Linked DNA regions of Mus musculus: all the other regions are linked to region 3. Evidence: chromatin loops called from intact Hi-C (ENCODE). Cell type or tissue: left cerebral cortex. All regions are shown on one strand.

The links. Peaks named below come from ENCODE experiments on the same cell type or tissue, not always from the same donor. Only the 100,000 strongest peaks of a DNase experiment are listed, where the experiment ranks them.
Region 1: it touches region 3 in a loop (5-fold over the local background); 2 of 42 quality-filtered maps call a loop at or near these places.
Region 2: a loop joins it to region 3, with 3.0 times the contacts of the local background. A loop is called at or near these places in 5 of 42 quality-filtered maps.
Region 4: a loop joins it to region 3, with 5 times the contacts of the local background. A loop is called at or near these places in 4 of 42 quality-filtered maps.

The regions. Positions count from the first base shown.
Region 1 is chr11:69,829,626-69,837,625 of GRCm38, reverse strand. It overlaps Nlgn2 (neuroligin 2), which reads left to right. Exons shown (of 8, transcript NM_001364137.1): 1 at 1-578; 2 at 2,949-3,644; 3 at 7,013-7,063. The coding sequence starts at 3,188. Among named protein-coding and RNA genes, the nearest start is that of Nlgn2, 4.2 kb to the left of the region's middle. In left cerebral cortex, no CTCF peak of the experiment used is centred here; DNase peaks (open chromatin) are centred at 1,405, 2,043, 3,561, 3,793 and 3 more places; H3K4me3 peaks cover 3,804 bases; H3K27ac peaks cover 2,217 bases.
Region 2 is chr11:69,918,069-69,926,068 of GRCm38, reverse strand. Eif5a (eukaryotic translation initiation factor 5A) reads left to right here and starts at 4,683. Exons shown (of 6, transcript NM_181582.4): 1 at 4,683-4,906; 2 at 6,733-6,918. The coding sequence starts at 6,754. In left cerebral cortex, CTCF peaks have their summits at 3,421, 4,286 and 5,196; DNase peaks (open chromatin) are centred at 4,421, 4,596 and 6,135; H3K4me3 peaks cover 2,964 bases; H3K27ac peaks cover 2,961 bases.
Region 3 is chr11:69,677,961-69,685,960 of GRCm38, reverse strand. Senp3 (SUMO/sentrin specific peptidase 3) reads left to right here and starts at 3,991. Exons shown (of 11, transcript NM_030702.4): 1 at 3,991-4,298; 2 at 5,111-5,818; 3 at 6,900-7,139; 4 at 7,228-7,339; 5 at 7,677-7,824; 6 at 7,941-7,988. The coding sequence starts at 5,122. It overlaps Tnfsfm13 (tumor necrosis factor (ligand) superfamily, membrane-bound member 13), which reads left to right. Exons shown (of 13, transcript NM_001159503.2): 8 at 831-932; 9 at 1,223-1,301; 10 at 1,429-1,476; 11 at 1,628-1,743; 12 at 1,969-2,107; 13 at 2,617-3,384. The coding sequence ends at 2,726. It overlaps Tnfsf13 (tumor necrosis factor (ligand) superfamily, member 13), which reads left to right and starts at 407. Exons shown (of 6, transcript NM_023517.2): 1 at 407-932; 2 at 1,223-1,301; 3 at 1,429-1,476; 4 at 1,625-1,743; 5 at 1,969-2,107; 6 at 2,617-3,384. The coding sequence starts at 702. The coding sequence ends at 2,726. Tnfsf13os (tumor necrosis factor (ligand) superfamily, member 13, opposite strand) reads right to left here and starts at 3,929. Exons shown (of 3, transcript NR_166809.1): 1 at 3,814-3,929; 2 at 1,288-1,557. In left cerebral cortex, a CTCF peak has its summit at 3,013 (motif pointing left); DNase peaks (open chromatin) are centred at 138, 3,005, 3,931 and 4,478; H3K4me3 peaks cover 2,281 bases; H3K27ac peaks cover 3,067 bases.
Region 4 is chr11:69,897,133-69,905,132 of GRCm38, reverse strand. It overlaps 2810408A11Rik (RIKEN cDNA 2810408A11 gene), which reads left to right and starts at 4,219. Exons shown (of 9, transcript NM_001382461.1): 1 at 4,219-4,830; 2 at 5,323-5,427; 3 at 5,545-5,616; 4 at 5,846-5,934; 5 at 6,041-6,286; 6 at 6,723-6,881; 7 at 6,983-7,030; 8 at 7,379-7,522; 9 at 7,641-7,775. The coding sequence starts at 4,382. The coding sequence ends at 7,699. Neurl4 (neuralized E3 ubiquitin protein ligase 4) reads right to left here and starts at 3,317. Exons shown (of 29, transcript NM_001013414.3): 1 at 2,948-3,317; 2 at 1,681-2,125; 3 at 1,414-1,479; 4 at 970-1,268; 5 at 689-800; 6 at 511-599. The coding sequence starts at 3,235. In left cerebral cortex, no CTCF peak of the experiment used is centred here; DNase peaks (open chromatin) are centred at 3,449 and 4,058; H3K4me3 peaks cover 2,629 bases; H3K27ac peaks cover 1,967 bases.

The DNA.
Region 1 (8,000 bases), 150 kb before region 3:
GGAGCCGCACCGACCTCTGCCTCGAGGCTCGGGACTCGGCCCCCGCCCTCTTCTGACTCCCCGGATCTCCCTCCCGCCCGCCCTCGGGATCGACTAGATCCCTCCCCCTCCCCGAGGATTCCGGCTGGATCCCTGCCCCTGCACCGCGGATTCTGCGCTCCGGGGCTCCGGGCCCCTAGGGATTGCCGTGGACTCCTCCTCCAGCACCCGATCCCTTAGGATCTGTCGCCTGAACCGCCTCCTGGTCCCTCGAAGCCATCCCAGAGAACCAGTGGATCTCCAATCTAGTCCTGTCCCATTGCTCCCTCCTGGCTCAGCCTTTCCCACTGCGGGGTTCCCTGTTCTTGAGCTCTCTCTGACCCTATACCCTAGCTTTCCTTTTCCTGGGGATCGACTGGATTCCGGCCCCGCCCCCCGGGGCTGGGGCGATCCCCCTCCCCCGCCGGGTGAGGCGCTGCAGGCGGGGGCTGGGCCTGCGGGGCCGCGGGGGCTCAGAGGCCGCCGCCCCCCTTCTGAAACCCGTCCGCCCCCCGCTCGGAGCCCTGGATGGAGGCACCACGGCCCCAGGGCTGATCCAGGTAGGAGCTAAGCCATGCTGGGTGGAGGGGGCTGCGCGGCGGTCCATTGGGGTCTTCCTCTTCCCATATTCCTCCCTGCGCCTGGTTTCCCTCAGCCTGCTCTGTCTGCGTGTCTCCGCCTAAGGATGCTCTCGCCGTGTCTCTGCGTCTTGGTCTCTTTGTCTCTGCCTCTCTCCAGTCCATGAATGATCCTTTGAATGGGCCCACAGACCCCGTGTGTTCCCATCTCCCCCTCCCCCTCCTTCTCCCCTTCCCGGCCAAGCCATTTTCCCCACTGCAGGAAGGGGGGGGGGCTGCGGCCTGAGCCCCCGTCCCTCAACTCTCCCCGGTTGGGGGAGTCGGGCCTGGGCTGGAATGGAAGAGCAAGGCAGAGGGATCGGGAGGAGGGGGGAGCAAGATGTGGCAGACAGAGATGAAGAGAGAAAATGGGGGAGAGAGTAATAGAAAAAAGGAGAGAGAGAGAGAGCACTTGAGGGAGAAAATCAGAGAAGGTATTTGGAGGAGAGAGCGATGAGAAACACCAAGGAGACAGAAATGAGAAAAGACTGAGGGGTGAGAGACTGAAGGCAAGAGCTGGAGCAAGCCAGTTAAGGCCAAGGAAAGATGCTCCAAGGGACCCTGTTCGGAGGAGAAAGATGGGGGGGGGGGGGCTCTAGTGGGAGGGGAAGAGAGAAAAGCTAGTTAGAGGAGAGGAGGCAAGGGGCCCAAAGTACCTTAAGGGAAAGGGGTGACTGAGGCAGGACATGATGGGAGAAGAGGGAAGAGATAGCAAGGCCCAGCCTGGCATAGGAAAAAGAGATTGGGGGGGGGTCAACTACAACCCCCCCTTCAGCTGATGGGAGAACAGGAGCCTAAAAGGACCTGAAAAGGGGAGGGCATGACTGGGTGTGAGTGGTGAGGACTCCTGTGTCCTCATCTCTGGAATAAATTGACACCTGCAGAGAGCCACCCGCGGGCTGGCGCCTGGCTCTGAAAAGCCCAGCGTCAGCAAACAGTCCTGAAGGGGGGGGTGCCAAGGGGGGGCTTACTGAAATGACCTGGGTGTCTGCCCTGCCTACCTTTTTACTGGTCCTGTTCCTGCTGCCTGGGTACCAGGGCAGCAGTAATACTGGGGACTGGCAAGGGGGAGGGGGACTGGGAAGGGGAGGGGGTGCTCCTGGGGTGAGAAGATATCTGAGGTTTGCCTCAGGACATAGGTCAAAATGCTGTGCAAAGAAGACCTCAGCCAGGGTCCAAGGCTCTTCCAGATTAGGTGGGGGGGTGTCAGTAAGCTTATTTGAGAAGCCAACCTCAGTACTGCTTCTCTTATCCCCCCTCCCCATCTGCCAAAGACCTGGTCAGTAGGGTTAGGCTCTGATGGGGCTAAGCAGGATGGGGGGAGGGGCATGTCTCTTAGGATTCTCTGTTCGCCTAGACTACCCTCCCCTCATATATACATATTTCTTCCTCTCTGATAAGATTGGGTGAAACTAGCGTTCTGACTCTTGTCCCTGTCCTCCCTCTCACGGCCCGAAGGGACTCAGCAACCAAGCAAGCCCCTTCCCCTCTTCCTCTAGACCACCCCCCTCCAGGGTTAAAGCTGCAGCCCGTTGCCGAGGTAACATTGCGGGGCAGCATCCTGTCGCCCAGCAACCGGCTGCAGGATCATGCATCTGTCCCTGGATTTGCCCCTTCAGCATCCCCTACTCACTCTAACCCCTGGCTATAGACACCCCAACTTCTAAGGGAAGACATGGAAGGGCCTGGGGAGAAAAGGACCCCAAGTGCACAGATCTTTAGGGAATGGTACACTGATGGGGACAGAAGGTACTGGGGTTTGTACAGTCCTGAGAAGGCCCAGAGGCTGGCCTGGGGTGGGGGTTCAGCGCCATGAAATTACAGCTCAGGAGTAATTAACACGTATAAACAAACCCGCCACTTCCTGCTAATTAATGACTTGGTATTTTTATTTTCTCTTCCTTGTCTATCTCATTCTCTCAGGGAAGTGGGGACTGGGACTCCTGAGTCCCTAGGGAGAGCCTGCCTGGGAGGGATAGAGGCAGGAAAGAGGCACCCTGAGTCTAGGATTCCCCCCCCTCGACCCTGCCCTGGACATTTTACCACATCTGACGCCACCCCCAACTTGTGTCTCTGCGGAGGGAAGAGGGCAGCTGGGGGAAGGGGATGTCAGGGGGCCTGCGGGTGGGAGAAAGGGGGTAACTCGATCTGAAATTCAAGCCACTAACCACTTGTCTCTTGTTTCCCCATCCTTTCCGTCCTCCCCATCCAATTTCCCTTCCCTTCTTCCACTTCTCTGTATTTTTCTGTCTGTTTGTCTGTCTGTATCTTGCACACCCTGTCCGGGTCCCCGTTCTCCCCTTCACCCGGCAGGTCGGGCCTCCCAGCACCTTCTTCTACCTTCTTCCCCTTCCCCACCCCCTACCCCCTCCATGGAGAGAAATAGACTCCTCTTCTGTCCCTTCTAACCCAGGTCCCTTCCCGTCCCCCTCCTCCTTCCTTTCCCCCGCCCCCTCCTCCCTCCTGGGGCGAGGGGGGCCTCCCTCCCTCTCCCCCCCTTCTCTCTCTCCGAGGGGGGGGTCAGGGGAGGGAGGGGGGGTCCCCCAATCAGCATGTGGCTCCTGGCGTTGTGTCTGGTGGGGCTGGCTGGGGCTCAACGGGGAGGAGGGGGTCCCGGCGGCGGCGCCCCGGGCGGCCCAGGCCTGGGCCTCGGCAGCCTCGGGGAGGAGCGCTTCCCCGTGGTGAACACAGCCTACGGGCGAGTGCGCGGTGTGCGGCGCGAGCTCAACAACGAGATCCTGGGCCCGGTCGTGCAGTTCTTGGGCGTGCCCTACGCCACGCCGCCCTTGGGCGCCCGCCGCTTCCAGCCGCCTGAGGCACCTGCCTCGTGGCCCGGCGTGCGCAACGCCACCACCCTGCCGCCCGCCTGCCCGCAGAACCTGCACGGGGCCCTGCCGGCCATCATGCTGCCTGTGTGGTTCACCGACAACTTGGAGGCGGCCGCCACCTACGTGCAGAACCAGAGCGAGGACTGCCTGTACCTCAACCTCTACGTGCCCACTGAGGACGGTAAGGGCACAGGCACAAGGCCGGGCACCCTGTAGACACAGCCCACAAACGCACACGCAGACCCTCAAGCACAGGACCGACTTCTGCCCCTAAGCTGGGCCTTGATGGGTAGTAAGGGGCAGTATGTCCCTGCAAGCCTCTGGATCCTCCGAGGTAAGGGTGCCTGCTTATCAGGCAGGCCTAGGAGCATCCCGTAAGCATCTCGCAGCAGAAACTCTGTGCTCTAGAAGGAAGGGTAGCTGGCATTAGGCCAGGCTCACCCAGCCTCCCCTGGAAAAGGCACGCAGTCAGACACTTAATCTCAATGTTGGTGGCTGGAGATGATGGAATCCTCCAAGACTTGTTCCAGCCTTGCCTCTCCACCTCCTGCCTTTCTCTCCCACATAACTACCTCCAGATTTCGGTTTCATCCATACCACTCAGAGTCCCCGTCCTCGGGCCAACCTGCCCTGACTTCTATCATATGGCACCTGTCAGTCCCTTACCTGAGTTGAGTCAGTGGTATTCAGTGACTTCTTGTGGGAGATTTCTGTCTCCTATACCAACATCCCTCCACATCCCTGAAGGGTCAGGGGAGCTTCTTAGCAAAGGTCCCATCAGAACATCCTGCTTGAGTTTGAGATGCTGTTTTTGTGAATGAACTCCTGTTTGCTGTAGGACAGCTCTGTACCCCAGCGCTTACTGCCAGTAGCTTTCCCCTCACCAACCTTCTGCACACCAAGATTAATCAGAATGTTTTCCAGACACACACACACACACACACACGAAAACCAGCACCACAAACAGCTTCCACATCGCCCTTTTGACATATAATCTCGCCACTCCAAAACATCCCAGAATGTCCACAGAACTGACTGTCTGCTGCATGCTTCCTCCAGCTAGTTTCTGGTAACTTTACATGCAGGCCTGGTAACCAGGAGCCCCGAATGAATCCTGTACCTCCTCATTGTGTACTCAAGTTCTACAGTAACTGAGACTCAGAGGCTTAAAATGACCATTTGTCCAGCTGGCCATGTGTTCCGGTATCTTACAAGTTATAGCTCTCAACCCCTTCACAGAGTACACATGCCCAATATTTCCCTGACATGGTATTCCCATTGCCCACATGGGTCCCAACCTTCCCTTAATCCTGGATGTCAATCCTGTATCCCTGGATGCTCTGGTAACCTCCGCGAGTGCAGTTTTTATATCCACATAACCTTGAGATCACCCTCCTGAAAGGTCCAATACGAACACCTTTACCTTGCACCAAGATTGCTCTTATGCCAATCACAGGATGACTGGTATACCTTAAACCTGCCCATGTCCATGCTAATACTTCCCATATGGACCACCTTCTGTCCCGTAGTCCAGCCCTGCATTCTAGATGACTGCCCCTCCCCAGGTAAAATCGTGACTTCTAACAGCTTAGCCACAAGGTTCTGCTGCCCTCTCCCTCTCCCAGCGTCCTCTTCCACCTCCCTTCCTTTACCACTTCTGCACCTTATCTCCCTGAAGTGTTCGCTCATCCTCTCATCTCACCACTGCTACCCACTGATTCTCCATCACCGTGTATGTATGTGTGTATGTGTATGTGTGTGTGTGTGTGTATACACGTATGTACGCGCGTGCACATGCACACGTGATTTTGAGACCGGGTCTTATTCTGTAGCCTAGGTTGGTCTAGAACTCACAAGGAAGCTCAGGTCCCTCTGTGAACTTTTGATAATCCTCCTGCCCTAACCTCCTGAGAGCTGGGTTTATGAGCCACCATGATCAATAGCACCCACACTTTCACATAAGCTATCTACCCCATGTCTTACTCATGGGGACGTTCTCATCATGCCTATGCGAACCATCTATCACTTGTCACCGCTGGACTGTCCACTCCATCTGCACACAGATCGTTCCCTCCCTCCCTCCCTCCCTCCCTCCCTTCCTCCCTCCCTCCACTCTACGCCTTCCCACACCTATATTTTTAACCGTTGCATATTGCAGACCTGATTGGGGCCTGACACATTCAGGTGATCTCACTAAATCTTCACACCAGCTCTAGGAGGAAGTGTTTCACACACACACGCGCACACACACACACACACACACACACACACACACACACACACACACTTCACAGTCTCACGGTCATGAATACTCTGCTGCCTTCATCCTAATCCATATCCTCTCACAAAATAGAGGCCCTGGTCCCAAGTTCACCAAGTGGATCATCATTGATAGTGCTAGTCTGAGCTTTGTTGACCCCACCCTTTCTTGAGTTCTGGGGAGAACCAGTTAGCCTGGGGAACTCCCTGAGACTCTTCAGCCTCAGTTCTCCCCTGACTAACCCCCAAATCCAAAAGAAGTCTAACACCAGTCTCTGGGTTCTGCTGGGACTTTTGCTGATCTTAGCCTTACTTGCTCTCCCAGCACGACATCTACTTTATGTATTAGACTGGCTTAAGGCACTGTTTCCTAATGTTAGCAGAATGAATGCCCCAAGAGGGGAGGAGGGCTCTTTTGCAGTGGACCTAGGGTGGGGCTGGTGATTCTAAGGGAAAATCACAATTTGGTGGGGAGGAGAAGAGGCCTGGGCAGGGGCTGAGGTGGGCGGGAGTGTGGAGGGATAAGCTGGAGTGGAGGGCAAGACCTGATGACCCTTTTCCCTGCTTTGCCCATATTGGGGAAGTGGGATGAGAAGCCAGGCCTGTGAGTGTGGATGGAAGAGAAGTGCTGGGGGTGAGGCTGGATAGGGGCCAGGGGCAGCCTAGCTGACCTACCCATAGCCCTTCTGTTGGCAGCAGGGGCTTCTGGAATCAATGAGCAATGGGGTGGTCTGTCTGAAAACCATCCTGCCTTCTGACCTCCAGACCAGTTCAGAGGGAAGTAGAGTCCTTTCTGCACAGCCTCCTCTTACAGCCTCAAGTGGACAGCCCATAGCATGCGGCTGGCCCTGAAAGGAGTCTGCCTGAAAGGTGGCCCGGGTGGCAAGCCAGCCTTGGTGTCCCTAGGCCCCCCCTACCCCCATTCCCCTAACACTATTTCATTTCCAGCAAGTAGCAAACACACCAAAAAGCCAACAAGCCCTTTCCAATTAAGTCACTGTGTCTCAAGACAGCCTCCGCCCCCTCAGGCACCCCACCCCTCAAACCCACCTTTTCTTTGGGGCATGACTTTTTCTGGGGAGGGGAAAAATTGGGTTATAGAAACGTTTTTCTCTTTTCTTGGTTTCTTTTTCTTGCAAACAGATTTTGCTTTTTTTGGCTTATTTTTTCTGCCTCTCCCCCCTCCCCTTTTCTGCTTTCTCTCCTCCCCTCCCCATCTACCGCCTCCCCTGACCCCATCTTTCCCCACAAAATTGTCCTTTTTTCTCTGTTTTGTGTTCCCGGTCTTAGGTCCGCTCACAAAAAAACGTGACGAGGCGACGCTCAATCCGCCAGACACAGGTAGATTTAAAAATCCCGCTGCTGCATGTGGTTGCTCTGAGGAGGACTCTGATGGCCCTGCCCCTAACTCAATGTCCCCACAGCTCTCAAGGCCCCCCAGTCGTTCTCCCAACTAAAAATGCAAAAGAAAAAAGAAAAGAAAAAATTTTAATAATTGGAAAAAAGAATTATGAAAACGTCAAACTAAATTTGAACAATGTTGGACCCGCTAGTTGACCTGAGAGAAAGGCTAGCCATGGTGAAATAAGGTGAAAAGAGAAAAAGGAATTGGATTGCCAGAAAAAAAAATTTTTTTTTTTTTGGATAAAATGCTGAGTTTGAAAGAAATCTGGACTGTTTTGCAACATGTGAAATGTACCATTTGACCGGAAAAAAAAAAGTTTTAATCTGAAGCAAAATAATATTTGAAAAAATTTGACAAATTAATGACATTAATCAAAACATTAGAAACCTGCTATGATTTCTAACTAAAGCCTGTCAGATTTAAAAAAAAAAAGTGAACATCTGAAATGAATCAAATAATTCGAAAATTTTTAAAAACAGGGCCCAATATCTTGAAGTTTCACCACAAAATTTTGAAATAATGCAAAGAATTTTTTTCTTGTTTTCTTTTTTTCCCAGATGGAGCTTTTTTTTGTTTTTTCTTTTCTTGTTGAATCTGCCCCAAGATCTTCTTGCTTTTTGGTTGTCGTTTTTTTCTTTCTTTCTTCTTTCTTGATCCTGGTTTTTGTTGTTGGTTTTGAATTCTTGTTGCCCCGCCCCTCTTCCTGCTCCTTCCCTTTCTAATATCCTCCCCCCCCAAACAGGGAGAGGTCTGGGGGAGGGCGGGAGAGAAGGAGGACATTTAGGGTAGGCCCCTGGAAGGAAGGAAGCAAGCAAGCAAGCAAGCAAGCAAGCAAGCAAGCAAGCAAGCGCACTGTGAGGTTAAGGCTGGGAG
Region 2 (8,000 bases), 240 kb before region 3:
CAGCCTGGTCTGGACTCCCTTTGTAGCTGAGGACAATCATGAGCTCCTAAGCCCTTTTGGATTATAGCTGTGCACTCCAGTGCCGGCTACAATAAACAATGTTAGCCATTTTGACACATTAGTCAAACACAGTCCTGTGGGATATATATATATATAACATATATAGGGTTTTTTTCTTTTTGTTTCATTCATTCATTCATTAATTCACTTTCTCTTCCTTTCTTGAAACAGGTTCTCACTATGTAGCTCCGGCTGTTCTATGTAGAGCAAGCTGGCTTTGAACCCCCCACCCCCCAGACAGGGTTTCTCTGTATAGCCCTGGCTGTCCTGAACTCACTCTGTAGACCAGGCTGGCCTCAAGCTCAGAAATCTGCCTGCCTCTGCCTCCCGAGTGCTGGGATTAAAGGCTGCAAACTGGCTTTGAATTCACAGGGATCCACCTGCCTCTTCCTCCCAGTGCAGAGATTACAGACAGGCACCACCATGCCTAGCTCCATTAAAATATCTGAGCATCTTTTTTCTTTCTATTTTTTATTTGGGAGATTATGATATATTAACAACATTTCTCTCTTTCGGGTCCTCCCTCCAAACTCTTGCATGTAACCACACACTCCACTGCCCCCTCCCCAGGCCCCCTGAGCATCTTTTTTCTAGGTTCCCTCTTTCCAGAGGCAACTATCCCTGGCTCCACCGTGATAGCTTACCCACAGCATCACTTTTGGCAGAACTTACATTTGTAAGTAACTATTTTCTAGAATGAAGCATACTAAGAATCCAAACCAAAAGTGTGCTGAGGAGCATCATGGGAACTCAATTACAGCTTACGTTCATGGACCTGGATGCTAATGCAGTTTCTTTCTTTCTTTCTTTCTTTCTTTCTTTCTTTCTTTCTTTCTTTCTTTCTTTCTTTCTTTCTTTCTCCTTCTCTCTCTTTCCTTCCTTCCTTTCATTCTTTCTTTTCTTCCTTCCTTCCTTTCTTACTTTATCTGCATTTATTTTCTGCTGAATTTATTCCTGTCATGAGTTTTTGTTTCTTCAGTTTCTTCTGGGATATCTTTTTCTTTCTTTTTGTTTGTTTGTTTGTTTGTTTTCAAGACAGGGTTTCTCTGCGTAGCCCTGGCTGTTCTGGGACTCACCTTGTAGACCAGGCTGGTCTCAAACGCAGAAATCCGCCTGCCTCTGTCTCCGGAGTGCTGGGATTAAAGGCGTGTGCCACCACTGACCAGCTCTTTTAGTAATTCTTTTTTGCCTGAGTTTTACTATAGAGTTAACCCTGACTAACCTAGAGCTGTTAATACAGACCAGGCTGACCTTGAATTCACAGAGATCTGTCTAACTCTAACTCCTTGTGTCCAGAGTCCGGAGTGTAGGAGTTAAAGGTGTGTGCCACCACACCAGCTTTGTTGTTTGTTTTTTAACATTTATTTTTTAGCCAGATATTAGTGGTATAACAGTCTTAGCACTTAAAGGCAGAGGCAGGCAGATCTCTGTGAGTTCAAGGCCAGCCTAGTCTACAGATTGAGTTCTAGAACAGCCAAGGCTACAGAGAGAAACCCTGTCTCAGAAAACCAAAAATGAAAACATATTTTAAAAAACTAAGTGAGCTGAAGGAGTAAAGCACGCGCCACACAGGGTGATGACCCGGCTTCGAGTCTCCAGAGCCCACAGGGAACCGGTGAGTTGAATACAAGTGCTCCTACTTGAGATGGGAGGTGTAGACAGAAGAACCCAGAATCTTGGGGGGCTAGCTAGCAGGCCATATGTATCAGTATACAACAAAGTGGCCCAGTTTCAAATGGGGTGGAAGACAGAGACTCTAAGCTGAAATTGTCTTCTGAGCTCCACACGTGGTGCATGAATGTGCACACTCACACACATACCAGTACACACACATCACACACACAAAGATTTAAAAAAAAAAAATCAGGTCTAGAGAGATGGTTCAGTACTTAAAGAGTACTTGCTGCTCTTCCAGAGGACTGAGTTTAAGTTCCTAATATCCATGTCAGATAGCTTGTGGTTATCTTTAACTTCAGCTCTGGGGCCTCTGGCCTCTGAAGGTTTGAGTTCTAGGACAGCCAAGGCTACAGAGAGAAACCTTGTCTCAGAAAACCAAAAATAAAATAAAATGAAAACATAATTTAAAAAACTATGTGCGCTGAAGGAGTAAAGCACGCGCCACGCAGGGTGATGACCTGGGTTCATTTTCACACCTATACACACCAGCACTCAGACACAAGGTTAAGGCCAGCATAGAATACACAGTACCCTTTCTTGAAAGAAAGAGAGAGGAGACCCCAGTGTGTTGGTGAATAACTTCAATCTCAGTACTTGGAGGCAGATGCAGGAGAATTCCTGTGAGTTTGAAGCCAGCCTGGTCTATATGAGTTCCAGGACAGCCAGAGCTCTATAGTGAGCTCATGTCTTATCCCTCCGACCTCAGGGGTTCTTTCTTTTCATTACCAAATCTATTTTCATTATGCTAAACAAACAAACAAACAAACAAACAAACAGGTAAGGGACGTAGGCACAGCTTGATCCTTGCTGAACACTCACTGGCCCTAGATTCAACTGCCTGGTACCATCAAATAAACGAGCAAGTACAGGCCAAAGCTGTGCTTTAGTACCTGAAGAGGTGTGTGACTGATAAGTCTAGGATTTTTTTTTTATAATCTGCCAAAAGATTCATCCCACTTTCCCCCTCCCTTATGGTCCATTCCCTAAATCCTTTGCATTAGGCAACCACTAATATATTTTTTGTGTATCGTGTTTGTGACATTTACAGTTCTACTAATTGTCTCTGAATAGCCCTAGCCCCAAGCTTTGCACCATTTGGCTTTTACAGTTGTCACATGTGTCCAGAAGTTCATATCTTTTTCAGTACTGGGACAGAATTTTAAAATAGGGTTTTACTATGTAGCACAGGCTGGCAATCTTCCTGTTTAGCCAGGAGATAGGATTACTGGCATGTATTACCACACCCAGAGAATGACCATAAACTTCCCATCCTCCTTCCTCTGCCTCTGGGTCCTTAGGTGCTGCAATTACAGGGAGGGAGGGTGGCAGGCCCTGTGCCTGGCTAGGATTGGATTATGTAGGCTACCATAGCCTTGAACTACTGATCTGCTGATCTCAGCTTTCTCAGTGCTGGCATTCCACAGAAAACGACAGAAAATTCAGGAAAAGTGACTGAAAGATATAGGGTGGATAGTTCTACTGTGCTACACAAACACGTAATAATTCCAATTAAGTGCTTGCAAGCGTTCCAGTAAGTTGGAGATTAAGATATCATTTAATATCCTTACTTAGTGGTAAAGAAATTAAAAGTACAGTAATTTGAAGTGATTTCTCAAAACTATAGGTGGCAGTGCATGCCTTACATCCCAACACGAGAGGCAGAGGCAGGTGGATCTTAAGGCCAGTCTGGTCGACTGAGTGAGTTCCAGGACAGCCAGAGCTACACAGAGAAACCCTGTCTTGAAAAACAACAACAAAACCACCACTACCACCAAAAAGGTTTAGATTCCTAGACCAGATTTTTTTGTTTTGCTTTTGAGTCAAGAATTCACACTGTACAGACCAGACTGGCCTTGAACCCACCTGGCTCTTACAGGATTAAGGGAGTGCTCCACCACGCCTGCATTATCTAAGGAGTAGGAATCCTGATCGCTCATCTTTAGATAACGTCAAAGTAATTTAATATTGCACTGTTTTGTTTTTTTCTATTCTCCTGCTCCAGTTTCTCAAACTCAGAGATTACAGGCATCATAAATTTCAAGACCAACTTTATGTGCTGGCTTTATAACAAGTCTCAGCCTCCTAGCGATCTGGCAATAAAGTCTGTGTCGCCTGGTCCAGAGCCACTCTTCTCATAGGGAGTTTGATTTTGGAAGAAACATTAGACATTTCCTTTTAGAAACCTCAAGCCGACCTGGGAAAACAATCGGAAACGCTATGTAGTTCTCTTTATTTAGGATTTAGAAAGGAAAAGCTTCTATGCGAACCTTAGGAATCAACACTAACCAGGGTTTAGACAAGATGGTGGCTTGTATCGGATAGCTCTGGATACTGAAACTATAGCGCACAAGTTGTGTAAAGTACCGAAGCCGGGATGGTTGTAATCCGACCACACTAGCGTGAGAGCAGAGTCTCCCACGGAAAGCAGTCTCTTGAGCACGTGCAGAGCTGGGACAGCGATTCGGAGAAGAGCCACACACCTAACTAGAAAGGTTCTCAGAAACGTGTTTGTGAGTTGTTCAATTCCAGTTAAAGCCGAGGTGTGGCGCCTGCTCAGACGCATGCGTTCTTGACGCCGCAAGCAGCACAGTGGCGTGGTCTTTTCAACACCCCGCGTAGGGACGACGTCTGAGGTGGAAGGGGCGTTTAGGATTCCTAACACGCATGCGTTGAGACCCAGGCGTTTCCTTCGGAGGGTGTGGAGTGCAGGGTTCTGTATTGCGCAGCCGCAAGGGTTGCCCGGTAGAGCGAGCTGTCGCTCAAGGGGAGGGAAGAAGAGGTTGAAGGGATTTAAAAAAAAAAAAAAAAAACCCGGTGCGCCTGCGCATTGCCGACTGGTTGGAAGCACTACGGACTGGAAAGGGGCGGGGTCACGTGTGTGCGTCATCCGATGGGTAGGTGGGAGAGAGGGTGGAGATCGGGGAGGGTCCATGCGCTTGCGCAGTGCGGGGGTGGAAGGTGGTGGAGCTACCTAGCACGCTTGCGCGGCTGTCATAGGGCTGCTTGGTTGGTCAGTGGGGAGTCGGCGCCTGCGTACTAAGACCCGTGTGCAGCAGCGGCGGCGGCGCTAGAGGCGGCGGCGGCGGCGGCGGCAGCACAGTAGCGGGTTCGGAGGCAGCAGTTGGGCTCGCGGCGAGCGGACCAGGTCAAGTCAGTGCGTTCGCGCGAGGTGAGAGCGGGCAGGGCGCGCCTGCGCGTAACCTCGGTTTGAGCTACGAACGAGAGACGGAACTACGCGGGGGTCGGGGAGGGGGGCAGAAGGGAGCGGCGGCTGTCGCCGCACGGGTTCGGTGAGGGAGCGGCGCGAGGTGCGGAGAGGCGGGTGCAGGGCCCGGTTGGCGCGAGGGGTGACGGTTGGGGCCGGCCGGGTGACGTTGGAGCGACGCAGGGCGGGGGACGGCGAGCCGCGAGGCCGCCACGCGGGAGAGGCCGCCAGGCGGCCACGCCGGGGCGAGGGCCCGGGGCCAGATCGGCCCAGACAGGGCAAAGGCTCCTGTGCGGTTGAGGACCGGCGCTGCGCGGCCACGTGAGGTGGGGGAGGGGGCTGTTAGGTGAGGGCATGTGGAGGGGGTTGGCGGCCGGCGGGGGGAGGGGAGGCGGCATGGTCCTGGCCTGGCGCAGCTTTGGGGCAGGGGCAGCCGTAGCACCGGAAGTGTTCCCCATTGGAGGCTGCCCTCGGGGTCCGAGGCCATGCGGCCGAACGTTGACCGGGGCCGCATGGCTGCACGGGGACCCCTCCCCCCTGGCCCGGGCCACCGGAAGCCCCGGGCGACCACATGGTGGGCGCGAGCCGGCAACCCTCAGCGCAAGGAGCTCTGGTCTTTTTTGGGTTTCTCCGGAGCCTTGGATTTTGGCGTGCGGGAGAGACCCTACCCTTGGGTCTCACTCATCCCGCAGGGCCCGTTGCAGGCATATGTTAGTGTTCCCCAGCCTCATGGGCCTCTGGAGCTCATCCCTCAGTCTTCATATGAAGTGAGACGTCCAGCCAGATGTAAGTGGTACTGCTTTGCTGGGGAAACCGGGAAAAGTGGGGAAACTGAGGGCGATTGGACTGATGCCCAACTCTTTCTCGGCCCATGCCGACAGCGCCTGAAAGTAGTGAGCTTCTAGTTCCCCTGCGGTGATCTTCGATCTTCACCATGCCAGTGCCTTCCCTGTCGTGTTTTGTTTGGGAGTTACTGTGTTTTAAAGTCCTTTACTCTGCCAGCCTAGTACGATTTCTATTACTACTACGAATCTTTTGCTTTCATTTTATTGTCATTCACCACCCCTCACTTTCTACTGACTGTACAGGCTGGGCCTGAAAAGCCGACAGGACTGGTGCATCCTGGGAAAAGTGGGAGGGCCATCGACAAAAGGCTGAGTTCCCTTCGGGAACTGAGATCGAAATGTTTGGCAGTGGGATCCTTTAGGAAACTACTTTCTCTCCCTTGACTGCATCTGCAAGTGCACGTTGGAGGCGGGAATCCCCCAAAGAGGCCTTGTGGTTTCCTGTACCAATGACTGGCTTGTGTGTGGACAGGGTGGGGGGGTGGTGTAACAACTGGGTGGGGCCTTGTCCTCCGTCTCCACCCCTCCATTAGCCCCGCCCTTCAGCTGGCTCATTGCTGCTCACCTAATTATAGTCCTGGCAGAGTGTGGGGAAGAGGGGGTGGTTGGTTTCAGTGGCGAGTAACACCTGAGTCCTACTCGCTCCCGGGAAGTAGCCCTTTCCTCATCTCTGGGATTTGGCATCCCAACTCCCAGGAGGCTTCCTTTCCCTAGCCACAACTTTAGATGTCATTGTGGGGGCCCAGGGGATCCCCAGCTGTTTTACCCCCAATACTCAAGCTCTTCAATATGTTTGACTCCAGTTTCAAAGCAGGAAATGCAACTTTATTTAGGTGGGTAATGAATGAAGGGGAAGTGGATCAGTGTTTTAGGGAGGAATGGGATAGATCAGCGATCTCATTTAACCTCCATCGTTACTGACCCTAGTTCTCTTCTTGGCTTTAGTTGGAATCGAAGCCTCTTAAAATGGCAGATGATTTGGACTTCGAGACAGGAGATGCAGGGGCCTCAGCCACCTTCCCAATGCAGTGCTCAGCATTACGTAAGAATGGTTTTGTGGTGCTCAAAGGCCGGCCATGTAAGATCGTCGAGATGTCTACTTCGAAGACTGGCAAGCATGGCCATGCCAAGGTTAGAATCACCTCTCAACATCTTGCCTTCCCTGCAGCTCCCACACCCCTAGGACTCTGGGCAGTGAACTGTTGGCTCTAGTCTTGACCCCTTTTGCTGTTTTCCTTTTGTTCAGCACCCAGTTTTTTGCTCCAATTTAAAACTAAACTGTTCCCAGTTTCTTCTGTAGGGTACCTGTCATGCTATGTTTTTTTCCTCCCTCTTTGTGCTAGTTTTCTTTTGGTTTGTATATTCAGTTTCTTATTCTTGACCTTGGGCTCCTTGTCCAGGATTTCTCCAGTCAAGGACCCCTCCTCCCAAGGCAGCATTCTTGGGGTGCTCCAGTCTGCATTCTCTAATCACTGCTGCTGCTCCTTCAAATTCTGGCTTCCCCTTTGGGGTTGTGATAAATCTCAATGTCCTCTACCTTCTGCTGACTGTCCACTGTTCTTTGGTTTACTTAAGACGGCATTCTTTCTCTTAGCTTAGACTTTCTGACTAGTTGAAATTTTTGTGTTATATTTCCTATCCTTTGTTGACATTAAATATAAGGCGTGCTCCTCTTCTGTTTTCCTTGCATACTGACTGCACAGTCCCTCTGCTCTTCTCCTGGGTTATCGTCTTCAGATCTTTTACATTCCTTTGCTTCATTTTCTCAGCCTATTCCACTTGTCCACGTTTGTCCAAGAAACTTTTCCCCAGATACTTCCCCAATAAAATAAAACGGTCTCATGTACTCCAGGGTACCGTCAAACTTGAACTTCCTTCCACCTCTACCTCTCTAGTGCTGGGATTACAGGCATGTGTCACCATGATTGGCTTATGTGTTAGGCATCGGACCCAACGCCCTGTGCTGCTGGGCAAGTGTTGTGAGCAGTTGGGTGATATCCTCAGGTCTTGCCAGTCAGTTTTTGAGACTTGATGTAAATGAGTTCCCTGAGACTGACTTCCCTCACTTGCTAACCTTCAGATGTGATCTTTTAAGACCTTGAAGACTTTAGTATATCTTTCTCACTTGGTTCATTTATAATTCCTTAATCTTTACCCATAACATGGCACGCTCACCTCTCAGGCAGTAAGTGACACAGACATTTGTCTCATAC
Region 3 (8,000 bases):
GAGAGCTGCACCGACTGAGGGGCTTGCCGCTTTTGTCTTTTCTCTTTGTCCAGAGAACCTTATGTAAGAACTCTTCTTGGGAAACAGGAAGTCCAGCTTGCCAAGTTCAGCACAGGGAGTAGTGCAGGCCTGGTTCCAACACACCCGGCCCAGCCTTAACCCCAGCACCCTGCCAGTTTCTTGTCCCTGGTTCTCCTCCCTGCTGGCCCCTAAACCCCTTTTTTTCATCTCCAGTCACCCCTAACAAACCTCCTCAAAGATCTCATTCATGCCTGAGTCAGAGTCTACCACACTCACCTTCTAAACCCCACGCTGCCCAGCTTATACCCATTCCCTGCTCCTGGCACCATGCCCCATAACCAACCGACCTGCCCTCCTCCAACTTAGGGGCCGCCCCTGGGCTCCTGAAGGCTGGCCGCTCCTTCTGGGTGTCACGGCTGCCCTGTCCTTCCTAGATAATGGCACCAAATTCTCCTGAGGCTAGGGGGGAAGGAGTGTCAGAGTGTCACTAGCTCGACCCTGGGGACAAGGGGGACTAATAGTACCCTAGCTTGATTTCTTCCTATTCTCAAGTTCCTTTTTATTTCTCCCTTGCGTAACCCGCTCTTCCCTTCTGTGCCTTTGCCTGTATTCCCACCCTCCCTGCTACCTCTTGGCCACCTCACTTCTGAGACCACAGCTGTTGGCAGGGTCCCTAGCTCATGCCAGCCTCATCTCCAGGCCACATGGGGGGCTCAGTCAGAGAGCCAGCCCTTTCGGTTGCTCTTTGGTTGAGTTGGGGGGCAGTTCTGGGGGCTGTGACTTGTGCTGTCGCACTACTGATCCAACAGACAGAGCTGCAAAGCCTAAGGCGGGAGGTGAGCCGGCTGCAGCGGAGTGGAGGGCCTTCCCAGAAGCAGGGAGAGCGCCCATGGCAGAGCCTCTGGGAGCAGGTGAGTCAGGGGAGATGGGAATCTAGGGCTGAAGGATGAATGGCAGAGGGGTCTCAGAGCCTCTCAATCTGCAAAATTGCAAGTAAGTGCTGGAGGTGGATCTAGATTTGGAAGTCAAGGGAACAGCCATTTAAGGAAAATAAACACCCTGAAAGGCAGTCAGTGCCCAGATCAGGGGCCTATGACAGATACATACATTTCAGTTATTCCTGGTGTTGAGGAGGGCTGGGAAGAAGGTTGTCTGAGACCCTTAACATCTTAGTCAAACTCTGGCCCTCTTTCATGAGCAGAGTCCTGATGTCCTGGAAGCCTGGAAGGATGGGGCGAAATCTCGGAGAAGGAGAGCAGTACTCACCCAGAAGCACAAGAGTGAGTGAGCCCTGGGGTTTCGGTGCGGTTGGCGGTGACCCAGGAGCACGAGGGATGCGGAGCAGGGCTGAGGTGAGGGTGGACTCCAGGGCAGGTCAACACTGCTGTTTCCTCCTTCTTTCCTTAGAGAAGCACTCAGTCCTGCATCTTGTTCCAGTTAACATTACCTCCAAGGGTAAGCACTATTTTAAATAACGGCACTGTGGGAGGGGCACCAACCAGGAACTGTGGGGCTGGGGCCAAGAGAACCCTAGAACTGAAAAGGGAGAGAGCTCATGTACTGAGGGTAAGGAAATGCTGACCTGCACACTCCTCACCTCTAGCAGACTCTGACGTGACAGAGGTGATGTGGCAACCAGTACTTAGGCGTGGGAGAGGCCTGGAGGCCCAGGGAGACATTGTACGAGTCTGGGACACTGGAATTTATCTGCTCTATAGTCAGGTAATCCCAGATAAGCCCTGAGCCTGCCGTGTGGACATGGAGACTGGCTTGTCACTCTTCTTTCTATGTACCCTGTCTGTAAGGAGGGTTTTCCTGATCCCTCTGCTCATACTAAACTTAGAAAACCCCCTCCTTATTGCCTGGCTCCACTGCCAGTGCTCCTGAGGCCTCCAGGGACTGAATGGTGCCATCCCGGTTTTCTTCAGCGTCTCCCTTCTCTGACAGGTCCTGTTTCATGATGTGACTTTCACAATGGGTCAGGTGGTATCTCGGGAAGGACAAGGGAGAAGAGAAACTCTATTCCGATGTATCAGAAGTATGCCTTCTGATCCTGACCGTGCCTACAATAGCTGCTACAGTGCAGGTGAGAACTGTGGGCTCCGTGGAGTGTTGATATGAGGTAGCAGAGCTGACTTGGAGTGGGGAGTTAGACCAGAGAGTTGGGAACGGGGGTGGAGAGGCAAATCTGAAGACTCAAGAACAAGATGCCAAAGTCCTTGCAGGGAGAAAAGGCACCCGCCTATGAACAACTAGGTTCGTGCCTATAATCCCACATATGAAGCCCATGTGATAGGTTAGCCTAAAGTTCAAGGTCAGCCTAGGCTACAGAGTGAGACTGCCTTCAAAATTCAACAAAGCCAGTGAGACCGCTCACTTAGGAAAGTAACTTGCTCCATCCCTTACATCTCACCTCCTGGGTTTGATTCCGAGAACCCACAGAGCAAAAGGAAGGAACCAACTCTCAAGCTGTCTTCTGATCTCCACACATGCACATGTTCCCCAACAAAAAACTGAAAACATAAAATCAAAATGGAGGAGGGGCTGGAGCAGGCAGAACGAAGCGTCTGAAATGTTTTTTTCCCCCACCCTCAGGTGTCTTTCATTTACATCAAGGGGATATTATCACTGTCAAAATTCCACGGGCAAACGCAAAACTTAGCCTTTCTCCGCATGGAACATTCCTGGGGTTTGTGAAACTATGATTGTTATAAAGGGGGTGGGGATTTCCCATTCCAAAAACTGGCTAGACAAAGGACAAGGAACGGTCAAGAACAGCTCTCCATGGCTTTGCCTTGACTGTTGTTCCTCCCTTTGCCTTTCCCGCTCCCACTATCTGGGCTTTGACTCCATGGATATTAAAAAAGTAGAATATTTTGTGTTTATCTCCCACACAGCCCCAAATTCTTTTGTTGTGTGTGCGAAGGGGGTTTTGCGCACTGTGCCAAGCCTTGTCCACTGGAATGCATCCAGAACAGCAGCACCATCTAGCGGCAGGTTGAGGAAAGACTATGGTCTCTGCTAGGGAAAACCTTATCCAACTCTTCAAGTACCCTCTGCTTCAATTAACAAGAAGCCCGGCTTTCAGTATTTCACCTATTGCGTCCAAATTCTTGTTACTATCTAGAAAAAGATATATGTTAGGTGCCTCGATATGCATGCCATTCATCCTCCCCATTCTCCTATACACTTCCGAGCTGGGCACTGAGCTTTACGCCTTAAATCACAGTACTCGGGAGGCAGATCTCGATGAGTTCGAGGCCAACTTGGTCTAAATAGTGAGTTCCAGGCCACCCAGGGGTTACAATGGTGAGACCCTGTCTCAAACAAACTAACAAACAAATAAACGAAAGGCTCTCCACGATCAGACTGGTATCCGGGAAGTTTGTATGTACTGGACGCCCTGGCACACCGGTCGTGTCTCACTATTTAATCACGCCCTGCTTAAAGTTTTTGTTTTTTTTTCTTTTTTCGTTTTTTGAGACAGGGTTTCTCTGTGTAGCCTTGGCTGTCCTGGAACTCACTCTGTAGACCAGGCTGGCCTCGAACTCAGAAATCCGCCTGCCTCTGCCTCCCAAGTGCTGGGACTAAAGGCGTGCGCCACCACGCCCAGCTGTTTTTTGTTTGTTTGTTTGTTTTTAAAAACAAAGCCCTCAAAACCCAATGTTCGGCCTCCGTTTTCCTAAGCGCCTAGCTTTGGTCCAATCCTTGCGGGGCCCCTGACATTCTGGCCATGCACTGGGAAGCCCACTAGATCACCCAAAGCTCAGGCCACGGAAGAGCAGGGAGTACCGTGTGGCTGCGACGTAGAGCGTGAGGCTAGGCGCGACACGCAGGCGTAAAAGAGCGAGCCGTGGGACTGCCACACGCGGCAAGCCAGGCGACTGTGCGCAGGCTCGGCTCCGCGTAGAGCTCGAGGGCGGGACCGTCCGGTGGCCTAGACGCGCTGAGGTAGGCGGGACTGAGCACGAGCCGGCGCTGCTCGCCGGGTGTGACGCACTAATTGCGCGCCGCCATCGGCGGTGGGCCTGGGGCTCGCGGGAGGGGAAGGAGGAGGAGGGGTGGCGGCGGTGCTGGAGGTGGAGGTGGAGGTGGAGGCTAGAGCCGCGCTAGAGGCGGCCGCAGTGGGGCGGCACGAGCATTGGCTTCGTGAATTGAGACGGCTCCGCCTGAGGATAGCAGGAGTGGCGGGGTCGCCGCCGTCCGAAAGATGAGCCGGAAAGCCTAAGTCGGAGACAGCCGCCTTGGGGCCCGTGTGCCCGGCTTCCCCGCTCCTGGTGAGGACGCCCCTTCCCCTCCCCCCGCCCTTGTGGCCTCTTCCATTTCTGGTCTTCGCTCGCACCTAACTGGGCCCAGGAAGCCCTTTAAAGGACTTAAGACTGTTGTGTGCCGAGTCGCCCGAGCTTTCAAACTATACTGGGGCCGGGAAGCGATCAGGTCTCCTGGGAGAAGACTGGAGAGGGGCCGGTCTGCCTGGCCCCCACGGCTCCGTTCTGTCCCATCTCCTTAATTCGGTCGCTAAGCACCGATTCGGTTCGCTTGCAGTTTTCTTCAACGTTTCCTCTCATCACTCCATTTCCTGAGCCATTGCCCTCGCACCACCCTCCCCCATACCTGAGACGTGTGTGTTCCCCCCCTACCCCCATATCATTCCAGGGCGAAAGGGAACTTCCCACAGGGGACCAAAGTTTTCCTGGTGAAAGTTGTCTTCCCAGGTACCTGTGTCTGGGTTCCTGTGCTGAGCCATCTCTCTTAGCAAAACAGCCTTCAGACTTGTCCCAAGGACATCCATAGTAGCATTAAAGCTGAGCCTGGAAATACTGGGTTTCACCCAAAGAGCTTAAAAATAAAATATCTAAGGCCTACCAGTCAGTCATTTTCTTTTGTCTTCTCTACCTGGACAAGGGACGAAATGATGGCAGAGTCAGTTCCTTCTGGACGAGGTTGGCTGGGAAGAGCTGAAGTTATGAGTTTTTAGATTTGTCTTTAGCTGTATCTGAGATTAGAGGGACAATGCTGAAGAACAGTTCCGATCTTGGAGAAAGGAGTAGGGTGTCCTCAGTTGGATAATCAAACTTTTGTTTTACAGGGTACTGAAAGATGAAAGAGACTATACAGGGGACCGGGTCTTGGGGGCCTGAGCCTCCGGGACCCGGCACCACTTACTCAAATCCCAGGCGAGAGCGTCTTCGTTGGCCCCTACCCCCTAAGCCCCGGCTCAAGTCCGGTGGTGGTTTTGGGCCAGATCCTGGGTCTGGGACCACAGTGCCAACTAGACGCCTCCCTGCCCCCCGGCCATCTTTTGATGCCTCAGCTAGTGAAGAAGAGGAAGAGGAAGAGGAGGAAGATGAGGAGGAAGTAGCAGCTTGGAGGCTACCCCCTAGGTGGGGCCAACTGGGGGCCTCCCAGCGCTCTCGAGCTCTCCGACCCTCTCATAGAAAAACCTGCTCACAGCGCCGGCGCCGAGCCATGAGAGCCTTCCAGATGCTGCTCTACTCAAAAAGCACCTCGCTGACATTCCACTGGAAGCTTTGGGGGCGCCACCGAGGCCGGCGGCGGAACCTCGCGCACCCCAAGAACCATCTCTCACCCCAGGAAGGGGGTGCAACGCCACAGGTGCCATCACCCTGCTGTCGTTTTGACTCCCCCCGGGGGCTACCCCCACCCCGGCTGGGTCTGCTAGGTGCTCTCATGGCAGAGGATGGGATGAGAGGGTCTCCACCAGTGCCCTCTGGGCCCCCCATGGAGGAAGATGGACTAAGGTGGACCCCAAAGTCTCCTCTGGACCCTGACTCGGGTAAGGTGGGAAATGGGAAGGGTGATGAGCCTGGAGCACCAGGAGTTTGTTGCCATGGTGAGCCTAAGAAAAGCAGAGCAAAGCTTCCAGAATATCCGTGAAATGATCTTAAGCCTTAATTTTTATTAATTAATTAATTAATTAATTTAGTTTTTTTTTTGAGACAGGGTTTCTCTGTGTAGTCCTGGCTGTCCTGGAACTCATTCTGTAGACCAGGCTGGCCTCGAACTCAGAAATCCGCCTGCCTCTGCCTCCCAAGTGCTGGGACTAAAGGCGTGCGCCGCCACCACCCGATTTAAGCCTTAATTTTAAAGGCCCGTCTAGGCACACACTAATCCTATGATTTTGGAGGCTAAGATGGAACAATTAATCAAGGCCCCACCTGGGCTGCAAAGAAAGATCCTATCTTGTGGGAGCTGGGGACTCTGATTTTTAGCAGGACTGATACCTGGGACACAGTGTTGGGAACATCTACATAAGTAGATGTCCTATGGTCTTCAGTGCAGATGACAAAGAGCTATCTATGCTCTAGGAAATCATGTTGTCCATTCTAAGGCTTTCTTCCTGCCGGAAAAAGGCCTAGACATGTGGATCTCCATAGGACACTCATGGTTCTTATGGAATATATCATTTGTAGATTTTAACATTTTTATTTAGAATATTTCCTCTTTGAGAACTCAAGCTAAAAACTTACCAACCTTACTACTACTGAGCCTTCCTCACTCACTGTGCACTGTTAGGTGGTAAGCAGATATTGGCAGCAGAGATTTCTGGTCTCCAAATCCTAGGCTTTTGCATTCTTCCTCTTTTTTGAAGATGACCTACTACTTTTTCTTCTTCTTCTTCTTTTTTTTTTTTTTTTTAATAAACTCTGGCTGTCCTTACATTAGGCGCGCACATATGTGTGTGTGTGTGTGTGTGTGTGTGTGTGTGTGTGTGTGTGTGTAGGGTGGTGGTGTCTGTATTCCATAAGGTTTCCATTGCTAGACTCTGCTTCAGTCTGTGTTCTGTGGTCTTATCATTTGTATGCATTGGTTCTTTTACACGGCCAGTTTCTCATTCCTATTTCTGTGCTTTATAGGCCTCCTCTCATGTACTCTACCCAATGGTTTTGGGGGACTGTCTGGTCCTGAAGGGGAGCGCAGCCTGGCACCCCCTGATGCCAGCATACTCATCAGTAATGTGTGCAGCATTGGAGACCACGTGGCTCAGGAACTTTTTCAGAGCTCTGACTTGGGCATTGCAGAAGAGGCAGATCGGACTGGGGAGAAAGCTGGCCAGCATAGCCCCCTTCGGGAGGAACATGTGACCTGTGTGCAGAGTGAGTCTTCAGAAGACTTAGTCCCCTTCTGGCCAGCTTTTCCGATAGAGTCTAAAGGCCCCCGCTTACTCTCTCCTACCTCCATTAGGTATCTTAGATGAATTCCTTCAAACTTATGGCAGCCTCATCCCTCTCAGCACTGATGAAGTTGTAGAGAAGTTGGAGGACATTTTCCAGCAGGAGTTCTCTACACCCTCAAGGTGAGCACTGAGGGAGGGCTGAGACCTACCTTAGGTAGAGGAGAGAATGTGGTGGATTTGAGGAAGTAAGAGCTAGAGCTGCAGCTGAGGAAGCTGCAGACAAAGTGTCAAGCCCTGTAAGACAACTGGGGGGATCTTTATGTAGGACACTAAGAGACATTGAAAAGCTTGTCCATGAGCATTCTCGTGTCTCTTTGTGGGGAGTGGGAGACCATCGAAACAACCTGTGAAAAAGAAAAGTTGTTTTACATAGTTATTCTAGACAGTAGTAGTGGGTATTTCTGGCTGCTCCAGCCACATTAGCTCTTGTATAATTACAAAAATTTGGCCTATGCAGGAAGAGTCTGGTACTACAGCTGATCCAGTCTTATCAGCGGATGCCAGGCAACGCTATGGTAAGGGGCTTCCGGGTATCCTATAAGCGACACGTGCTCACCATGGATGACTTGGGTACCTTATATGGACAGAACTGGCTCAATGACCAGGTAAGAAGAGGAACATAAAAGAGCTTGAAAAGGCCTTTGGAGGGAGAGTGGATGCGTAAGGGAACCCTCCACCCCCATGCTACATCCTCCAGAGCAAATTGCCATTTTTTCCACAGGTGATGAACATGTATGGAGATCTGGTCATGGACACAGTCCCTGAAAAGGTAGGTCCAAGC
Region 4 (8,000 bases), 220 kb before region 3:
CTAGCCCTAAATTAAACTATTTTAAAAACAATCTTGGAGCTGGTGAGATGGCTCAGCGGTTAAGAGTGCCGACTGCTCTTCCAAAGGTCCTGAGTTCAAATCCCAGCAACCACATGGTGGCTCACAACCATCTGTAATGAAATCTGATGCCCTCTTCTGGAGCGTCTGAAGACAGTTACAGTGTACTTACATATAATAAATAAATAAATTAAAACAACAACAACAACAACAACAATCTTTTTTGTTGTTGTTGCTCTAAAATCTCGGCCTACTTAGTGCTATTGGGCTAGAGCTGTAACTCAGTGCTAGAGCACTTGCCACACGTGTCCAAGGTCCTAGGTTCCATTCCTAGCACCAAAGGGAAAAAAGGTGCTACTAATGAGCATACCTTAGCTCCTGCCAGACGGCCTTGCCTCCTCAGAAGAAGCCTCATGCAGAAAGGGACACTGCCTGGTGGCCCAGGTGGCCGGGCTCCCCTGGACTGCCCAGGCTGCTGTGCTCCACACTCACCTGCAGCTCGTCCAGACTGAACTCGCAGTACTCCCGCCGAGTGCCTTTGCCGTTGGTCAGGATCCCACAGCCACTCATCATGATGGTGCCTGGTAAAGATGGACACCTGGTTAGGGAAAGGCTGTCTGGATCTCACCAACTCCAAGCCTGTGTCCCTACCCCTACCCAGAGCTGGTACCTGACTGCAGGTTGGTCATGGTGGCTGGGTACTCCAGGCTATTGGGGTTGTGGGTGGTGACACCAATCTCGATGGAACCAGACCACTTGTCTACAAGCTTGTCGATCCGGATCTGGGGTTGAGTGAGAGTAGACAGGTCCAGGAAATATAACAACAGAAGACAGGCCCTCAAAGCCTTGGTTCTTCACCAGTTGTTGGCATATTGCCGCCAAAGATCAATCCCTACGTTTAGCTCCAAATCTTTGGCAGGAAGCACAGTCAGACTCCAGGATTTTACATACCTCAAACATTTCATTATCCCGAAGTGGGCGGTTGGTCATGACAACTCCATTGTTGAATTCATCCAGGGGCCTCCGGCGCTCTGCTGTCTTATTGTTGTTGCTGAGTTTGATGAGGGTCCCACACTTCTCATGGAAGAGCAGGGCATCGTTGGAAGTGAGGATGGGAGAAGTGGCTGGCCCACTGGATGCCAGTCCGTCCCCTGCTGGTGGGGAGCTCAGGCTCACATTAAGGAGGCCCCCATTGTAGGCAGACAGGATGGCGTTGCTCACCACCTCAGACAGCTCCATACTGGCAAAGTCTGTAGCAGCAAGAAGAAGGAAGTCAAGACAGAGCTCTCTTCCCCACAGCCAGCTTGGGACCCTCTTCTCCCTACCGTCTCTTAGATCCCACCCTGTCCGCCTCAGTACCCACTCCCCTTCCCTGGCCTTCCCCGAAGCCCTCACCATTATGCGAATCAAGGCTGTTAGGAAACGTCTCCGGCCGTGCCTGCGCTGGGGACACCATGAAGGCTAGGGACCAGGTAGGATGGGAGGGGAATAGGGTTCAGCTCATGCTTCAGGGCCCAGTCAGGAGACCATCTCTTCTAACCCCTCTATTCCCCTGTAATGGCTCTGGGCTCAATGGTCCCTTCCCTCCCCCAGCTGACTTGTGACTGCTTTCGCCCCATTTCTTCAGCCAAAACTCATGTTTCCCCGAAGCTGTGTTCTCACCTTCATCCACAGAGGTCCCCTGTTCCAACAGGGCTGAATCTTCTGGAGGGGCCAAGGGCTCAAGGGGAGGTGTGGGGACAGGAGTGGGAGGGCTGAAGCCTGGCTCGGAGGGCAGCACAGTGATCTGGGTGCACTTGCCATAAAGGTCCACAACAGCCCAGACACGAGCAGGCAGGCCTGTGGCTGCCACACCACAATCCCGCCCGTTTACCCAGAGCCGGAGCTCCCCAGTGGCTGTGCGTTCCACACCCACACGGTCCCCTTCGACAAGCTGGTCCAGGTCCTGGCCATATTCCTCCAACACAGAGCGCCCGTCCCGCAGCACTGAGCAGCCTGACACTACCCAGGAGCCTCCCTTCAGCCCGGTGGCACTGCTCGGGAAGTCCAACACACTGGGATCCAGTGCTGTCACTCCAATCTCAATGGAGCCACTCCAGGAGTTGACCTATGAGAGGGTGGTGGACAGAGTTTCTGTATGAAATCCCATCACCAGAGGCCACATTCCAGAGCACCGTGTGCCTCTCACCCTGTCCTCTGAGGCCACTGACATAGACACACAAATAATTTTTGGAACTAGCCTCCATAACTACCAGGACCCACTGGCTCTCAGCATCTGTGTCTGCTGACACGTGTTTTAGCACATCACCCCCTCTACCCACTGAACAAGCTGGTTAAAGGCCCTGGTTTTAACCCGATCTCCTCTTACTTCCCAGTCTCTGTAGCTCCTCAGCCACTCCAATCCCATGCTTCTTAGGTCCACAATGCTCGCTCTCCTACATCACTCTCATTCCCAACCCCAATACTCTAGTAGGGCAAAGCTCCACCCAAATTCATTCTCTTCTCTTTCCAAATTCGTTTTGGAGTCAAGCAAGTCACATACACTCCCTTTTTCGCATGTCTCCTCATCTATCTTTCTGGTTTGGGACGTTTGTCAACAGTTTGCGCTTTTTATTATTTCTCTACTCTTCCATCTCGGGCACCTGTCAGTCTTCCATCCCTAAGAGATTGTGCTAGACGTGTTCACTAGCCATTCTAACCACCGGACCCTGGCTCCCTGTCCTGCGGGAAACGAATGCTCCTTCAGAATGAATGTGTCTGCTCCGTGTCCTTCTCCTTTCTCTTCCCCGGTGCACTACAGTGTGCCGGCTCGCTATCGGTACCTGGAGGCTCGGTTGGAGATGCAGACCTTCTGGCAGTCCTACCGCTTCTCCCTCCCGTCCCCTCCCACTCCCCTCCACACCTCGTTTCAGCTGCCCCGGCTTTGCACCTTGCGGTCGATGCGGACGGTGAAGACGCGTCCATCGCGCAAGGGTTCTCGGCTCAGCACCAGCCCGTGGTTAAACTCTTGGCCCGGCTGCTGCCGCCGCGCCGTGCGCCCGCAGGCCGACAGGCTGACCAAGCGCCCGGTGCGCGGGTGCAGCTCCCCGCCACCGCCGAGACCCCCGCCGGACCCCAGGCCTGGTCCGCTGCTGCCAGGGCCCCCACCCCCGCCGGGCCCCGGTCCTGGCCCGGGGCCCGCCCCAGAGCCCCCACTCCCACCCGACCCCGCCGCCATCGCCGCTGATACCGCGGCCGCGCGACAGCCGCGCTTGGCGGCACCGTGGCAACCGCGGCGGCCAGACGCCCTGGGGGAATACGGCCGGGGGGCTGGGGCCTGGTGTGCTTTACGGCACTGAAGCGTCCGCAGCTAAGGAACCGAGGTCTCTCACGAGGGGAACGGAAGGACGACGGGGTCGGGGGACTGCTTTACGGCCCAGCGGGACGACAGAGGCTACGAGAGCCGGGAAGATTTGGGCTGCTTTTGCGACAGTGGATGGCAGAATCGCCCGCCGCAGGCGTCTTTGCGACGAAGGCGTGCTGGCGCCCAGATACACTTTGCGACGTCGCCCGGCGCCTTGGACCCAACCCTTGTTAGGGAAAAGCGACATATTAGAGCATTCGCCTTAACGCAAGGGCTGGTGGCTTCCCCTAACACCGCACGCTTTAAGGCGATGGAAGTAAACGCTATCTTCGGGACAGAGAAAAAGTAGTTTTATAAATCCAAGTCTCAGCCCTTCACAGTGCCGAGGCCGGAAATGTCGCAATCCGATCACGCATCACACCTCTCCTTGACCCAGTCTCGCACCTCACCCCGCTCCGGCCCCACAGACTTTGCATCACACCTCTCCTACCCGCACACATTTCAAGGCCAACTTGAGCTCTGTGCCAATGAAACTCTTAAATCTTAAAAGTTACTAATAAAAATCCTAGCGGTGTCCCGTTGGGTAATCTCAAGGGACAGAGCGGACACCTCTGAGAGGTTACCTGAGAGCTATTAACAGAACCCAGCCCTACTCAGGCTCTCCCTGGTGTTGCGGGGCTGTGACATCACAAGGCTCCTCACCGCTGGCCAGGCCCCTTGACTGTGATTGGTTGATTCGGAGAAGGGCGGTGATGGAGAAGGGCGGGAACAAATTACAGAGACAAAGAAAGTCTTGGGGTGTAACAATAAGGGAAGGGTGTGCGGAGGAACTCCCAGGCTGAAGTCTGATAGTCGACCTTTCACCTGCCTCAGCGCCAGGGAGAAGAGGCAGAGGAGGTCCGGTCTGACCCGGAGCCCCCAGCGCCCACCGCCCGCCGCGATGGGGGCAGGGCCAACGGGCAGGGCTATGTGCAGCTAGAAGGGTAGGCAGTGGAATTGAAGTGGTTACCAAGTTGAGCTATGGAGAAGCCGGAGTCTCTCGCACCTGTTAGTGGCCTCAGTGCAGAATCCCCTGGGGGGGTTTCTAGGGCAGTACCTGGCAGTGCCAGAGGTATGCAAACAGACACCGGATTACCCCCCGGAGTAGCCTTGCTTCGCGGTCCTGGCTCCCTCTTGCATTCCGGGAACCCTGTAGTCCGCAGTCCTGGTCCAATTCAGCCCTCTGAAGGGGCAGTGACCCTCAATTCAGGACCCGCTCCGCAACTTCAGGAGGTTGCAAGCCTTGGGTCCAGCACATCCCCTGGCACTGGAACTGGTGCAACTAAGGCGTCCACCCCCGGGCCGGAGGAGGCTAAAGTGTACAGCTCGGAGAGTAGTACACACTCCGGGACATCTTTCACGGAGCGGCCTCGGAGCATCCTAAAAAACAGCAGCTCCATTTTGATAAAGAAACCCCCCGGTTCGGAGAAGTAAGCAACTCAGCTGGTTTTTTTTTTTTTTTTGTTTTTTTGTTTTTTTTTTTTTTAATGGTTTTAGAGCTTTATTGTAGAAAGGCAGGGGGAAAGAGCGAGGGAAGGAGGGCTAGAGAGTAAGAAAGGTGAGAGCTTAAATAGCAGCAACTCAGCTTTTAGCCAGCAGCCCTGAGACGGGAGGGAGGGAGGAGTTCAGGACACCTTGAGCTGAAGCCAAGAAAAAAACAGAGTCCCAAGGCCCTGGTTAGGGAGAGGTGGTGAGGTCAAATAGGTTGGAAATCTGAAGTTCCATGACTTGGAGAGGGCAGCAGGTGTCACAGGAATCCTGGCCACACAGCACTGATTATCACTGGGTATCTGGCTCCCATCCTAGCCTCTACGAGGGAATATAAGAAGAATTTTTTGAATGCCGGGAAGAATGAAGGAGACCTCTCTGTTAGGAGAGGGTCGCCAGAAGAGCTTCCTCCTTTGCTCCTTCCCTCACCTTAGGAAGTCTCAGCGCTGGGATGAAATGAACATCTTGGCTACCTACCACCCTGCTGACAAAGACTATGGCTTTATGAAGGCGGATGAGCCCAGAACCCCCTACCACAGGTGCTAAGCCCTAGCTTTTGAGCCTAAACTGTATTCTAACATGTGGCTATGAGGAAGAGGCAGAGAAGCCTCGGGGCACAAACACTGCCTCCTCCTCCTCCTCCTCCTCCTCTGCAGGCTGCAGGACACCGATGAGGACCCATCTGCAGAATCTTCTCTCAAGGTGACTCCTCAGTCAGTGGCAGAGAGGTGAGAGCCCTCTCAGAGATTAGTTGAGCTGTGCCCTCTGCCCTCATACCTTTGAAGGCAGTCTCAGATAGCTTTGTTCCTCAAACCCTAAAATGGTAGGTACTACCTACCTCCTCAGGCCTAACCAAAGCTGATCTAGGCAATCAGCAGCTTGGTCCCCACCCAACACCTACCCCCACCATCATTTTTTTTCCCTTCTGTACCCCCAACTAGTCTCCCTCCCCTTCAGGTTTGCCACAATGGACAATTTCCTCCCCAAGGTCCTCCAGTACGGAGACAACAAAAACTCAAAGGACACAGACAACTTTGCCAAGACATGTATGTGAGACGTGGGGTGGGTCTCGATGGACAGGGGAGCTTGGGTGGGGGGCAGCCCTTCTGTGAAGACCTTGGGGGAAAGCTAAGCTTTCACGCTGGCCCACAGACTCCAGTGATTTTGACAAGCACCGAAAGATACACTACAGTGAAGGGAAGTTCCTAAAGTCCCCAAAAAACCTGCCCACTGAGGAAGAGAGCATTGGGGCTAGTGCCAGCATCAGCAGCAGTAATCAAGCTGTGGCGACAGACCTGAAGCCTAGGCCTGTGGAGAAAGGCTGGGCAGGAAGACTGGCCACAGGAGTCAAAAATGACACTGTCCTGATGACTGATAGCCATGTCTTAAGCACCAACGGTTAGTGACAGGGGCCTCCTGGGGCTGCAGAGTGGAGACAAGAGACTCTTCCAGAGCCCAGATCTCCTTGAAATTTACATGTTTTCAAATCTGTTCTCTTTGGCTCTCTGCTCCTCACATCTCTGCTGTATTCTGATTTATTCAGAGAGCATTGGCCTACAGTCTTGCTCGTCTGACAGAGAGGCAGTGACTGGAGGGGACGCTAGGGAAGGAATGGGAACAACTGGAGCTGAGTCTCCACTGGGGGGGGGGGGGCCTCCAGAGACAAACTGAACAGAGAGATTAAGAGAACCCTTGGGGGATGGGGGTTCACTGAAGGCTTTTTAACATGGGGGAGGGGTGTTAGATGAGAACTTAAACTCTAATCCGGTAGTGGCCTGACTCAAAGGCAGAGCAGGTGGCCACAGGCTCAAGATTGTCTGGGGTACTTTTTCAGATTCTGCTACCTATAGAAACCAGTTCCCATCAGCCTCAGACTCTTCCATGGGGCAGCTGGCTAATCTACAGCGCAAGGAATACTACAGCAAAGGAAGGTATCTGAGGTCCGGCTCCCGCCCAGAGCTCGGAGAGGATATAGAAGATGAAGAACAGGATAGTGAGAGACTGGGGAGGATGGCCTGGGGAGGATGGCCCGGGGAGGACAGCCTGGGGGGTGGGGTGGGAGGACGGAACAAACTGTCCTCCTGTTACTTCCAGGTCCTTCAGGTTTGACCTGGGTTACTGAGAATCCGAAAGGCACTCCAGGTACTGTTGGAAGCGTCTTTGGGTATGACAAAACCATTTAGCGCTTTCTGAGCATAACCCTAACTCTAGTGCAACCTGGCAAGGGCACCATCTCTCTAGGCCTGGCTCTTAACAAGCTCCCATCTCCCACCCTCCCAATCCCTTTTAAGTCAGTGCATCAGCCACAGGCAGTAAAAGAGGTCTTAAACATCCTGGCGTTGATTGACTACATTATAGAGACCAGGTCCGAGTGATGCTCAGAGGGGTTGAGATCCCCTCCAGCCTAGCATCAGCCAAGGGCTCCATGCCTCCTCCTTGACTCCCCTCTGCCACCCCACCCCTCTCTAGTTAGTACTATGTCCTTCACAGTCAATGGGTCACAGGTGACGCCCAACTGTTGGGCTAAGGGGCCAAGGTGCCGAAGTCCAGGGAGCTCAGAAAAGGAACATGGAAGTAACCAGAACCCTCCAAGCTGGAATGGGCGCAGACGTGAGCCTGGGCCAAGGCAAGGGGGTAACTTGCACTGCCCAGGGAGGCAGAGGGGTTAAGTGGGTAGGTTCTAGAGATTTGTGGGTCACATGGACAAGAGCGTACCCCTGCTGCAAGAAAGCCTAACCTTTTCTTTCTCTAGATGAAAGCTTGCGGCTCCAGTGGACTCAGAAAAAAGAACGTAGACCTTGGAAAATGTAGTCAACGAGGAGTGGGGTGAGGGTTGCCTTCCCTGTCTCCACTCTAATGGACAATAAAGAGAACATCAGGAATCTGAGTGCTGGGAGCTGCGTGTCCAGACTGGGCCTGCTCTGGGAGCCCAGGAGAGCGGGAGGGATGTCCAGACACAATAACCCGGGAAGGCAAAGCAAGAGGAGGAACAGAGCAACCCAAGGAACTGTGCTCCTGGGAGCAAGCACTTAGGGGCTAAAGTAGCAAGGTCACAAAATCAAGCACAGTCTGTTCTACGAAGTGAGAGCCTGCTTCAGAACACAAAACAAAA